Regions from separate parts of the Homo sapiens genome. Here all the other regions are linked to region 3. A link is a contact called in ENCODE Hi-C or POLR2A ChIA-PET data. All regions are on one chromosome and are shown on one strand. Each heading gives the region's core, a stretch centred on a gene start or an enhancer-like site at or near the end of the contact. The rest is flanking DNA. Distances are from core to core; before and after follow the strand shown. Region 1 holds the start of SAA1 (serum amyloid A1). Region 2 holds the start of MRGPRX4 (MAS related GPR family member X4). Region 3 holds the start of TSG101 (tumor susceptibility 101).

What was found. A loop is a pair of places that touch in the nucleus more often than their neighbours do. ChIA-PET counts read pairs that join two places held with the same protein, here RNA polymerase II (POLR2A). Pooled maps may share reads with other maps.
Region 1: a pooled map shows a loop between it and region 3 (4-fold over the local background). The contact joins the promoter of SAA1 here to the promoter of TSG101 in region 3. A Hi-C loop is called at or near these places in 3 of 50 pooled maps. POLR2A ChIA-PET finds 5 or more read pairs at or near these places in 2 of 52 experiments (Panc1 and WTC11).
Region 2: a loop to region 3 is called in a pooled map, with 4 times the contacts of the local background. The contact joins the promoter of MRGPRX4 here to the promoter of TSG101 in region 3. A Hi-C loop is called at or near these places in 4 of 50 pooled maps. POLR2A ChIA-PET finds 5 or more read pairs at or near these places in 2 of 52 experiments (MCF 10A and SK-N-SH).

The regions. Positions count from the first base shown.
Region 1 is chr11:18,264,094-18,267,740 of GRCh38, reverse strand. It overlaps SAA1 (serum amyloid A1), which reads right to left and starts at 1,477. Exons shown (of 4, transcript NM_199161.5): 1 at 1,445-1,477; 2 at 763-857. The coding sequence starts at 853. It also overlaps the pseudogene RNA5SP334.
Region 2 is chr11:18,171,448-18,175,380 of GRCh38, reverse strand. MRGPRX4 (MAS related GPR family member X4) reads right to left here and starts at 2,544. Exons shown (of 1, transcript NM_054032.3): 1 at 1,101-2,544. The coding sequence starts at 2,124. The coding sequence ends at 1,156.
Region 3 is chr11:18,524,874-18,528,610 of GRCh38, reverse strand. It overlaps TSG101 (tumor susceptibility 101), which reads left to right and starts at 1,669. Exons shown (of 10, transcript NM_006292.4): 1 at 1,669-1,836. The coding sequence starts at 1,795. RefSeq lists an enhancer at 1,400-1,509.

The DNA of each region.
Region 1 (3,647 bases), core at 228-2,727, 260 kb after region 3:
TAAATGAGAAAATGCTGTGGTCCTTGTGGGGGCTTGAGGCACGTTAGTTCCCAGCTCTTGTCAAGAAGGCTGGAGAAGGAAGAATGGAAACAGAACAAACCAGGAAGGGAGCCCCTGACAGAGCGAGGCTAAAGAGCCCTGTACATTATCCAACTAGGAAATCGAAGGAGGAAGGAGAAAGAAGACAGAAGAGTCAACAGCCTTAGTCATACTCCTATGCGATTTATGCTGAGGGACATTTTATACCCATTGCAGGCCTTATTTTGCATCTTCTACGCAAAACAAACAGCTCAGGTGCTCCTGGAAAGGATGATTGTTCTTTCTCTGAGTAACTGACAACAATCCTCGACTCTCTAATCTGTTTAGCAGCTCCCCAGGCACATTGGGCAGCACAACCTAAGGCAGCGGCTCAAATCTTAAGGAAGCCCAAAAATACCCCGTGTGCGTTGTTACTGGATGCCCCGTCCCTTACGGCTCAGGAGATGTGTTTTTGATACACCTTGCAGCGGCTTCTGAAATGTGATCCATCCACTTAACACATCCTGAGAAGCTGCACTACGGGGAAAGGGGATATTCCCAGCAGCTCTGAAAGACTCGAGACAGGCAACCCAGCAAACCCTAGTTCCTGGCAGGCCTCAGCAACGCAGACACTAGCAACTCTGTGGTTCAAAAGCAGCCTTCCGAAAGCATCATTTTCCCCAGTTTATCAGGTCCAGGGTGATGTTTCTCTTCAGAAATCCTGCAAACCTTCTGAAGCCTTACCATCAAAAGCCTCGCCAAGGAACGAAAAGAAGCTTCGGCTGCTGACACCCAGGACCAAGGAGCAGAAAACCAGGCCCGTGAGAAGCTTCATGGTGCTGAAATGAAAGGAGAAGTCAGGCAGTCGCCCACAAGACTGGCACAGCTTCCCTTGGGACTTATATTCCGACGAGAGCCTGGTTATTTCCACTGGATCTTATTAGAGTCTCAGTGGCTCATCTAGGAAACCTTGCAGCAGGACCTCACTCAGAGCCAGAAGCCCTCGGTTCTGAACCCATCAGCCCTGAAGCCTGACTGCATAAGAGGATGCCAACGTGGCACTGATGGAGGAAGGCAGGAGTTACCACCAGACTGTCACTCCCTCAAGTAGCCTATAATTCCCCATAACGCATTTACCGTGTGTTCCCTCTGCCCCGCACAGAACTCAACATGGGATAAACACAAAGCAGGATCATTATTTTTTATTCTTAAAGCCTTTAGCACCTGGTATTCCCAGGTGTTCTCCCATCCAAGTACTACCAGGCCCGACCCTGCTTACCTCTCTAGATCAGAGGAGATAAGACACCTTCAGAATGGTATGGCTGTATGCCCCAGGATAACTATTTTTTTTAAAGGAAATGATAATCTTGTTGGGAAAGAGAAAACAGAGTAAGTTTTAAAAATCACTCCTTGGTGTGCTCCTCACCTGATCTGTGCTGTAGCTGAGCTGCGGGTCCCTGCCTGCCAGGGAGCGGTGGCTGCTATTTATACTGAGCCTTCCCTGCTGGTTTCTTGGGAGCGAAGAAAAGCTGGATGTGGTCCCTGGGGAAAGTCCCTGCAGGTCATTTCCCCTACAAAACGGTCTAAGACAAGTTCCTGGATGCCAGTGGTTTCTTCATCCCGGGTCATTTATCCCAGTTGTGCAACCTGAGGGAACAAGATGTGCCTGGCAGCTGTCAGGGCAGGAGACCAGCTCTGCTCCTCAGCATTGAGGGGGCTGAGGCTGCGGAGTTGAGAGTGGGAGCCCCGTGATGGCGGCACCTGGGCTGCTGGAAGGTGTGAAGTGAGGGCAGCTTTGAAGCCAGCTCCTGACTCTACCAGTCATTTCCTCAGGATGGGCTCTGCTGGGCCACATGGCAGATGCCTCTGAAATGAAGTCCCTCTGAGTTCATATCTAAAGCTTCAAAGCTGACAGACTAGGTCCAGCACAGTGGCTCACTCCTATAATCCCAATGCTTTTGGAGGCCAAGGCAGGAGGATCACTTGGGGTCAAGAGTTTAAGATCACTCTGTGCAAAACTGTAAGATCTTGTCTCTACGAAATATAAAAATAAATGGACCGGGTGTGGTAGTGTGCACCTGCAGTCCCAGCTACTCAAGAGGCTGAAGCGGAAGGATTGTGGGAGACCCAGGAGGTCAAGGCTGCAGTGAGCTATAATCACGCCACTGCACTCCAGCCTGGTTAACAGAGCAAGACCCTGTGTCTAAAAGAAAACAAAATAAAACTAGCAGCCTACCCCTGCCATGTCTCATGTGTGCCCTGGAAGGCTCCTTCCACCCCTCAGTCTAGATATCCAGAGATTTACCTCCTCAGCACAGAAAAGCCCTGCTCAGCTGGCCTAGTCAATTAGGAAATTAGGAAGGAAGGAAGTGGTCAGTACCAGAGCCCAGCAGGGCTGAGGCCAGGACATGCAGAGAGGCTGGTGGATATAGCAGCAACTGTGGTTTCTTCTTCTCCAGTCCGTTTTCACTCTTTTATTTTTTCTTTCTTTCCTTCCTTCCTTCATTTCTTCCTTCCTCTCTCTTTCTCCTTCCTTCCTTCCTTACTCCCTCTCTGTCTTCCTCCTTCCTTCTTCTCTCTTCCTCCTTCCTTCCTCTCTCTCTTCCTTCCTTCTTTCCCTCCTTTCTTCCTCTTTCCCTCCCTCCCTTCCCTCCCTCCCTCCTTCCTTCCTTCTTTTCTTCCTCCCTTCTTCTCTTCCTCCCTTCCTTCCTCTCTCTTTCTCCTTCCTTCCTCTCTCTTTCTCCTTCCTTCCTTCCTCTCTCTTTCTTTCCTCTTTTCTTTTCTTTCTTTCAGAATGCTATGAATATAGGCCTCAGGATAACTACTTTTTAAAGGAAATGACAATCTTGTTGGGAAAGAGAAAACAGTAAGTCTTAAAAACACTCCTTGGCATACTCCTCACCTGATCCTCCTCTCCTCCCCTCCCCTCCCCTCCCCTCCCCTCCCCTCTCTCCTCCCCTCTCCCCTCCCCTCTCCCTTCCCCTCCCCTCCCCTCCCCTGCCCTCCCCTCCCCTCCTCTCTTCTCCTCTCCTCTCAAGACAGGGTCTTGCTCTGTTGCCTGAGCTGGAGTGCAGTGGTGCAATCATGGCTCACTGCAGCCTCAGCCTCCCAGGTTTAAGTGATCCTTGCATCTCAACCTCCCAAGTAGCTGGGACTGCAGTTGTTTGCCAATATGTTTGAGTAATTTTTAAAATTTTTAGTACAGTGGGAGTTTCACCATGTTGCCCAGGCTGGTCTCAAATTCCTAACCTGCAGTCCTCCTGCCTTGGCCTCCCAAAGTGCTGAGATTATAGGCATGAGCTACCATGCCCAGCCAGAAGTTCATATCTGATTGCTTCTATTTTTCAGTGAAATAGGAAGCAAAGTTGTCAACTGAGAAGAGAATGAACGAGGAGTTGTGGGAAGTTTCAGAAGAGAAGAGAAGTAGAAAGCAGACATCTAGGAAAGGAAGAATGTGACTGAACTTGAGAAAGGTAGTGGATTGTATGGTAGCTCTTGGTCAACGACCATGAATTTAAAGTGAGACTAGTCATAGCAGTCGTGCTTTTTTTCTGATCACATTCAGCTGCCAAGGTTCAGACTTTTAGCAAGTGGCAAATTGAATATCACTGTGCAATAAATGCTTGTTG
Region 2 (3,933 bases), core at 1,295-3,794, 350 kb after region 3:
TCTCTCCATCATCCAGCACCAGGATCCTTCTAATTTATTTTCTGTGTTCACGAATTTCCTAGTTTGGATACCTCGTAGAATTTGACCATACAATATTGTTCTTTGGTATCTGGCATATTTTCCTTAGCACAATGTTTCCGTGTTCATCTAAGTCACAGCATGTATCAGAATTTTGTACCAACTGTAAGTTATTATCCGGATACTATAATTGACATTAGCATGGAAAAGTCAGATGTTTTCAGTTTTGCTTCTTATGTTAACAGCCATAAAATTAACTGAAAGTTACAGCCAGAACAATTTGTACAAAACCTGAAAGTATGAAGAATTCTCCTACAACTTAAAGACTCTGTAAATGAATAATAAATGGTTTTCAAGATAATTTCCAGTTTGAAACCAATTTTAATTTCCAATGGCCAAAATGGAACTGGTGGGGTGTATTTATAGGCTCCTCACTGGTCCGTTAGTCCAGGAAGAGCTAAATAAGCACTTACCAGTTCTCAAGGGGAAGGGGCCACGATTGTCTTTACTAGAAACCAAAGCCAACGTGTGACCATGTGTGGACAAATGACAGGAGAGGGCTATTCATAAAACCAATTTCTAAGACTGTTTTTATGAAGGGAGAATCTCTCTCTAAGGACATTATTTTGCTTTATATCTGAGAATTCAATGGAATTTAGAGGTAGCAGAACTCACTTATTAAGAATTGAGCTTCCAACTGCAGTAATGCCTCCAGTCATAGAAGGGAACATGATTTTCAGGGGAACATAGTCTGACAGATTAATAAGGAATCTTCCTTTTTGATACTATCAGGTAGGAAACAAGTATAAAGAAGAGTTTTAGGGTTGTGGACAGGAACTCCTTTTATTACAATGAAAAGTGCAGAAAAAGTGTTCAGTAGGAAAGATTCAGTGCAAGATAACAGGGAAAATGTATTGGTAATATCAAGGAGAATCCAAACATTGTACTGTCAGACTAATGCTTTCCATGGGTGAAAACTGCAACTGTCAGGTTAGATAAACATTTATTTGAAGACCTTGAGTTACCACTGAGACATTTCTGAGGCGAAACGCTAAGAAAAACGCATGTAATTGTCAAGGGTGGCAGGACAGTGTTGCTCTCAAAGTCCCGTCTGACTGACAGGGCAGAGGCTCTCCCTCATGGCCCCAATCTGCTTCCCGACAGCTCCAGGCTTTCCTCAGGAAGCTGCCCTTCACCTTTATCCACCTCAGGCTTGTCCTGCAGAGCCCTCTGGAGAACCAGCTTCAGGTTCTGCCTATTTTGACGCTGCCTAAAGGAGCCCACGAAGAAGTAAATGATGGGGTTGGCACTACTGTTTAGAGAGGACAGGGACATGCAAACCAGATAAACATGACAATATAAGACTTCCAAATTCAGGTGCATCCTGTAAATTAGGGCCCCCAGAATGCCGAAGGGCAGGCCGCAGAGGAGGAAGACCAGCACTGTGAGCAGGATGGTCACGTACAGCCTGGTCAGCGGCATCTTCCGGGATCCACAGAGGATCCTGACCAGCAGGACCAGGCTGGAAACACAGAGAACCACACATAAAAAAATCAGCCACGCGACTGGGATGAAATCTGACGTTTCACACCAACTAGAATCAGCACCACTAAACAGGAAGTCACAGAACCTCCACTCCAGCATACTAAACAGCAGGGACAGGCCCCAGAGCAGGACACACACGACCGCTGACAGGTGTGTGGGGCGGCGGCAGCGGTACCAGATGGGCCACAGAACAGACAGGCAGCGCTCGGTGCTGATGGCGCTCAGCATACTCAGGCCTGTAAAGTAGGGAAAGGTCATCACAGAAACGAGGATTTTGCGGATGAGATGGCTGATATTGATGAGGCGTAATGGCAAACGTATAATCTGGAAGCTGAGGAAGAGGAAGTCTGCTGCGGCCAGGTTGAGGATGTAGATGGAGACAGCGTTCCTGCGCATGCGGTAGCCCAGGAGCCAGAGCACAACCGCGTTTCCTGTCAGTCCGACAAGGGAAATGATGCACGTCAGCACCGTGAAGCTCAGGGTCTGATTGTAGCAAGGAGTCTCCTCACGTCCGTTGATTGGTGTCAGTTTTGTACCGAAGACTGGGACGGTTGGATCCATGCTCAGAAACCCTAGTCTGGTGCCCCTGGGAACACAAACCAGATGTGATCACCAGCTGTATCATCTCTGATTCTCCCCACCACCCTGCCGTATGGGATTTACTGTCCTCATTTAAAGAAGAGAGAAACAGAGGCTCGCAGATAATAAGTCACTTACCAAAGGTGGGGGTCCTCAAATCCAGTTTGAAATCCAGTTCTTGTTGACTCTGAAGCCTGACATCTCTCTACTGCCACACAAGTTCTGTGCTGACATGGGAATAACATTAGGATCAAAACACCCCCACTCATCCGGCCAGGGCTTTGGACCCGATGATTAATCTATCCTGGGTCTGAAATTTTCTTTCAGGTGGAGGAATTCAGATACACAAAGAGGTGGTTGTGACACACTCGTGACTAGGACTGGTCATCCATGGACAGGAAGGAAGACCATGCATTATGAACTAGAGGAAAATGTGACCTTTGCTAGGATAAGTGTGAAAATGGCTGGGCCTGGTGGGTGAGAAATAACTCAGTGTGTCAGTCATTGCAGACAGGACTACATTTTACATTTTATACTCCCAGTGCCTATTTCCATGAGCAGCACACTGTGCTTTTCATATACATTCATTCAATGAATGAATGCATGCATGAGACTAATGGTACTGGTAGATTTGGATGAAATGGAAAATAAAGATGAAAGCACAATGTAAGGTATTAGAACACACACGTATAACTGGATGAAGAAAATTTAATTCATCAGAATTCTATTTGTGGAAAGCTGTATCTGTGTTGAGAAGAATTCTTGATGTGTGCCCAAAACTTGAAATTGACCACTGATGTGCCTTTGAAATGAAGACTCAGTGTGGCTTTGCTGAACACCTAGAAGCATTTTTGTACACAGTGTTTGGGTAGGGTGTGGGTCTGAGCTGAATTACTCAGCAATAGAACAGAGGAAAGAGTAAGTGAAGATGAGGTCTGAGTGTAACTGACGGAGGTAATTGAAGTGTGGAAATATCTATGGGGGACTACTAAGTGTTCTGCTGGGTATACACAATGTAAACTTTTTGGTTCTCTCTTTCAGGAGATCTTTGGTAGCATTTCTTTGTTGATGCAAACATTTGTATGAGAGGCGTCCATGAGGGGAAATAGGCGATGTGTAGGGCTTGGAGTGTAAAGAGAGAGATTCATGCAGATTTCAACTGGAGAATGAGGATTAGGTCTAATCTGGGAGAATAACAGCAGCTGATTGAGAGTTTGTAAGGTATTGTCTCTTTTAATCACCCGAAGAGCCTAGGAGGTAAGAATTGGTATTATTCCCATATGGCAGATAATGCAATTGGAGCACAACGAAAGGGAATTATTTGTCCCAGGGGTTATGTATTACATAGTATGAATTTGAGTCCGGCAGGTCTGACTCACAATCCAGTCTTGGAGCAGCCCTTTATACCCAGCACCACCCTGTGTCGATTATATATGTTACAGGGAGTAAAGCAGAGGAGTGATTCTCAAGTTAAATCCAAGTTGGCAGCCAAAATTGTGGATTGAAAAAAAAACTGACCTAAGCAAACTCCACATAGAGAAGGAGAGGCAAATCAAAGAGGGAACAAAATAGAGGTGAGTGAATGCCATTTAGGAATAAATTCAGGAGTTCCTTTTTGCCTATCAGAGGTCACATTTGCTCTGGAATCCTGAGGATGCACAGGGGCAGGAGGCCTCCTGGTGGACAGAAGATGCACCCTTTGCTGGGAGTACAGAGAAGCATCAGGAGTGAATGCATCCATCATGAGCTCTCTTAGAGGGGCAAGGTGCCACAGCCCTGATTGGCCCAGAA
Region 3 (3,737 bases), core at 420-2,919:
AGACCAGCCTGGCCAACATAGTGAAATCCTGTCTCTACTAAAAATACAAAAAATTAGCTGGGTGTGGTGGTGGGCACCTGTAATCCCAGCTACTCGGGAGGCTTAGGCAGGAGAATCGCTTGAACCCGGGAGGCAGAGGTTGCAGTGAGCCAAGATCACACTATCGCACTCCAGCCTGGGAAGCAAGAGCAAAACTCTGTCTCAAAAAAAAAAAAAAAAAAAAAAAAAAAAAATATATATATATATATATATATATATATATATATATGTAAAATTTATTTTAATATTTATAAATGTTGCATTTATAAAATATATAAATAATATATATTACCTGGCATTCCTCCAACTCACAAAGGTACAGTTGCTCTAATTAAAGGGACTCCTGGTTAAGCCGTGGCTTTAAGAACAGTTTGAAAACCTTCTTGCTTTTAAAAGACATAAAACAGCAAGTAAAATGGAAGGACAGACAGACCTCTAGTTTGGTTTGACTGGAGCTGTATGCTTAACTAAGGAGCTGAAAAACAGAGGCGGAGGTTGCAGTGAGCCGAGATGGTGCTACTGCACTCCAGCCTGGGCGATGGAGTGAGAGTGACTCAAAAAAAAAAAAAAAAGAAAAAGAAAAAGAAAAACAATACCTATTAATAGCCTTTATTTGTGCGTGTTAGCAACAGTTTATAATGATGCTTCCACATGCTTTCAGTTAGGCCCTCCTTGTGAATGTGACCTTCACTTAGACGCCAACTTTGAAGGGAATCAATACTACGGCCTTGTTCTCATTAGGGCTGTACTAAAATAATTGAAACTGTCACACATCATCAAACTCAAAATTTTACAATACCTTGAATGACACTGTGCTTACAAAACTGACGGTGATGTGTAATGATGACTAATGTAAGTCACCATGAAGAATTTTTATGGGAAGTAAAAATTCAATTAAGATGGAAGTACCTACCCTTGCATTGTGCAAGGCAATGAAGATCTGAAGGAAGCCTGCCTTCAAGGGCTTGGATTTTGACAGCGGACAGGTACACAAATACAGCACCAGGTAAAATACGGCCTGTATTATCATTTATGGGTGGGTACAGAGGAGAAATTCTGACTTACGGAATGATTTCCTGGAGAAGAAATTACTATCTGGCTTCTTGTGAAACAAAGGCTCTACACTTTACCCTTGCCAACGTATAGTATGAAGGTCTTTAAGCTTAAAAAAAATCATTAATTAGAGGACCACTGGGCATCATCTAAGGCAAGTGTATGACTTTAGAGTCGGGAGAAATTTGCGCCTGAGCTAGAAATGCACTAGCCTACCATTATCACAAGAGCAAGTCAGTGACAGAACAGTTCTCTGACCGCCAGTGCAGTGCCCTCCCACTTGATCAATCAGTCATTAAGGCTCACTGGCAAGCCCTTCGTACTTCTTCCCTCTCCGGCACTAGCTTCCTTAAGTCGACTCTGTGAAATACCTGCTAATCTTATCCTGAACCAGAGTTTCGACCCTCGGAACAGTCTTGCCCACATCTTTGGGACCCGATTCGTCCTGCTGATTCCGGCACTCGAGGGGCGGGTTGGTTGGAACCCACCCCACCAGGCCCCTCTCAATCCCACACGGTGTCCACCCTTGCCCGCAGGACGGCGGCCCGGAAGTGACGTAGTGGAAGCGGAAGTGGTGTAGTGGTGCCGACTTCCTGTTGTTTGAGGCCGGGTTGGGGGTGTGCGATTGTGTGGGACGGTCTGGGGCAGCCCAGCAGCGGCTGACCCTCTGCCTGCGGGGAAGGGAGTCGCCAGGCGGCCGTCATGGCGGTGTCGGAGAGCCAGCTCAAGAAAATGGTGTCCAAGGTGAGGCTGCGACGCGCTCGCCTCCCAGGGCGCGCCCACCGCTCCCTTCCGCGCCCTGTCGAGTCCGTCCCGGCCCAGCCAAGCAAGCTTCCCAGACGGGCCGGAAGCCCCGGTGCAGTCCTTAGCGACCTCCTCAGAACCCCGCCCCGAGGCGCCTGTCGCCTGGTGCGGGAATCCCCGTACGGGAGCTGGGAGGGTGGGGGACGGCGACAGTCAACAAAGGCGTGGAGCGGAGGCTACCTGACACCTGCCGCCCACCCGCCCTCCTCTCTTCCACTGAGTTTGGAGCTGTCTGTGGGGCAGTGTAGTTTTTCGTTTGTTTTTATAAACACAAACAAGGGATCATACTTAGTTGTAGATCTGAGGCAATCCTCTACTCCTGTCCCAATCTAGGGATCCTCCAGTCTTAGCCTTTCTTTTGCCGACCCGCAGAGAGTGTGGCCTTTTCAGTTTTGTATTCTCCAGAAAAGAAGCGAAAATACCAGTCCCTTACTGCCCCAGGTGAAATACATACCATTACCATTTCAGGGATTTTCTAAGAGTAACTACTTTTAAGTGTATGCTTCTTATAACGCGTATTTATTTGCTTTGAGCTTAATTTATGATCTTCACGGCTCAAGACTAGTGTTTTTTTTTTCAATTTTTAAAAAAGCAGTTAAGCATTTTGTATTTTAAAGCCATGATTTATTTATATAATTACTTCAAACGTGGCACCTCACACCAGAGTGGAATGGCTTTTGTTATGTTTTGTTGTAATTTTCCAAAACTATGTAAAATGATTGAGAGTTGAGTCTTGACCAGTTCAACGTGTTAGCTTGGGATAGTTTTGTCAAAGCAAGAATGGTAGCAATCAGCGGTTTAAGCGGTTTCAATTTTTAATAAAACACACTATTATGTGTAAAACTTTTTTAAAAACAGACTTTTTCCAGTTAAATCGCCCCCATAGTTCTTGATTGAAGACCAAATAATCTCTAAGGAGAAAATGACAGCTTTCAAAATAAAGCATATATTGGTTGTGTAATCGTATATTTTAGGCTTCTTGGTTTTGTTTTGATAAACTTGTTATCCTTAGTTATAGAAGACATATGGGAAGCCATAGAAGATTGTGACCCAGGTAAAGATCCATGTTGTAACTTTTATATATCACTTTTTGAAAAAAACGGTATATTGTTTTACATAGTATGTAACTGAAGAGTATCTGTTCCATGACTCTTTTTTTTTTTTTTTTTTTTTTAGAGTCTTGCTCTGTCACCCAGGCTGGAGTGCAGTGGCACGATCTTGGCTCACTGCAATCTCCGCCTCCCAGGTTCAAGCGATTCTCCTGCCTTAGCCTCCCAAGTAGCTGGGGATTACAGGTGCCCACCACTTCACACAGCTGATTGTTGTATTTTTAGTAGAGACGGGATTTCACCATGTTGGCCAGGCTGGTCTTAAACTCCAGACCTCAGTGATCCACCGCTTTGGCTTCCCAAAATGATGGGAATACAGGCGTGAGCCACCACACCTGGCCTCCATGACATTTTTGATCTTTAAATTGATAGCATAGTCATTAAGATTTAGTCCTTGGGCTGGGCGCAGTGGCTTACGCCTGTAATCCTAGCACTTTGGGAGGCCAAGGCGGGTGGATCACCTGAGGTCACGAGTTCAAGACCAGCCTGATCAACATGGTGAAACCCCGTCTCCTAAAATACAAAAATTAGCCGGGCATGATGGCGGGTGCCTGTAATCCCAGCCTACTCGGGAGGCTGAGATGGGAGAATCGCTTGAACCTGGGAGACGGTGGTTGCAGTGAGTCGAGATCAGGCCACTGCACTCCAGCCTGGGTGGCTGAGCAAGACTCCATCTCAAAAAAAAAAAAAAAAAGATTTATTCCTTAATGTATGTATATTCATATAAAGAGC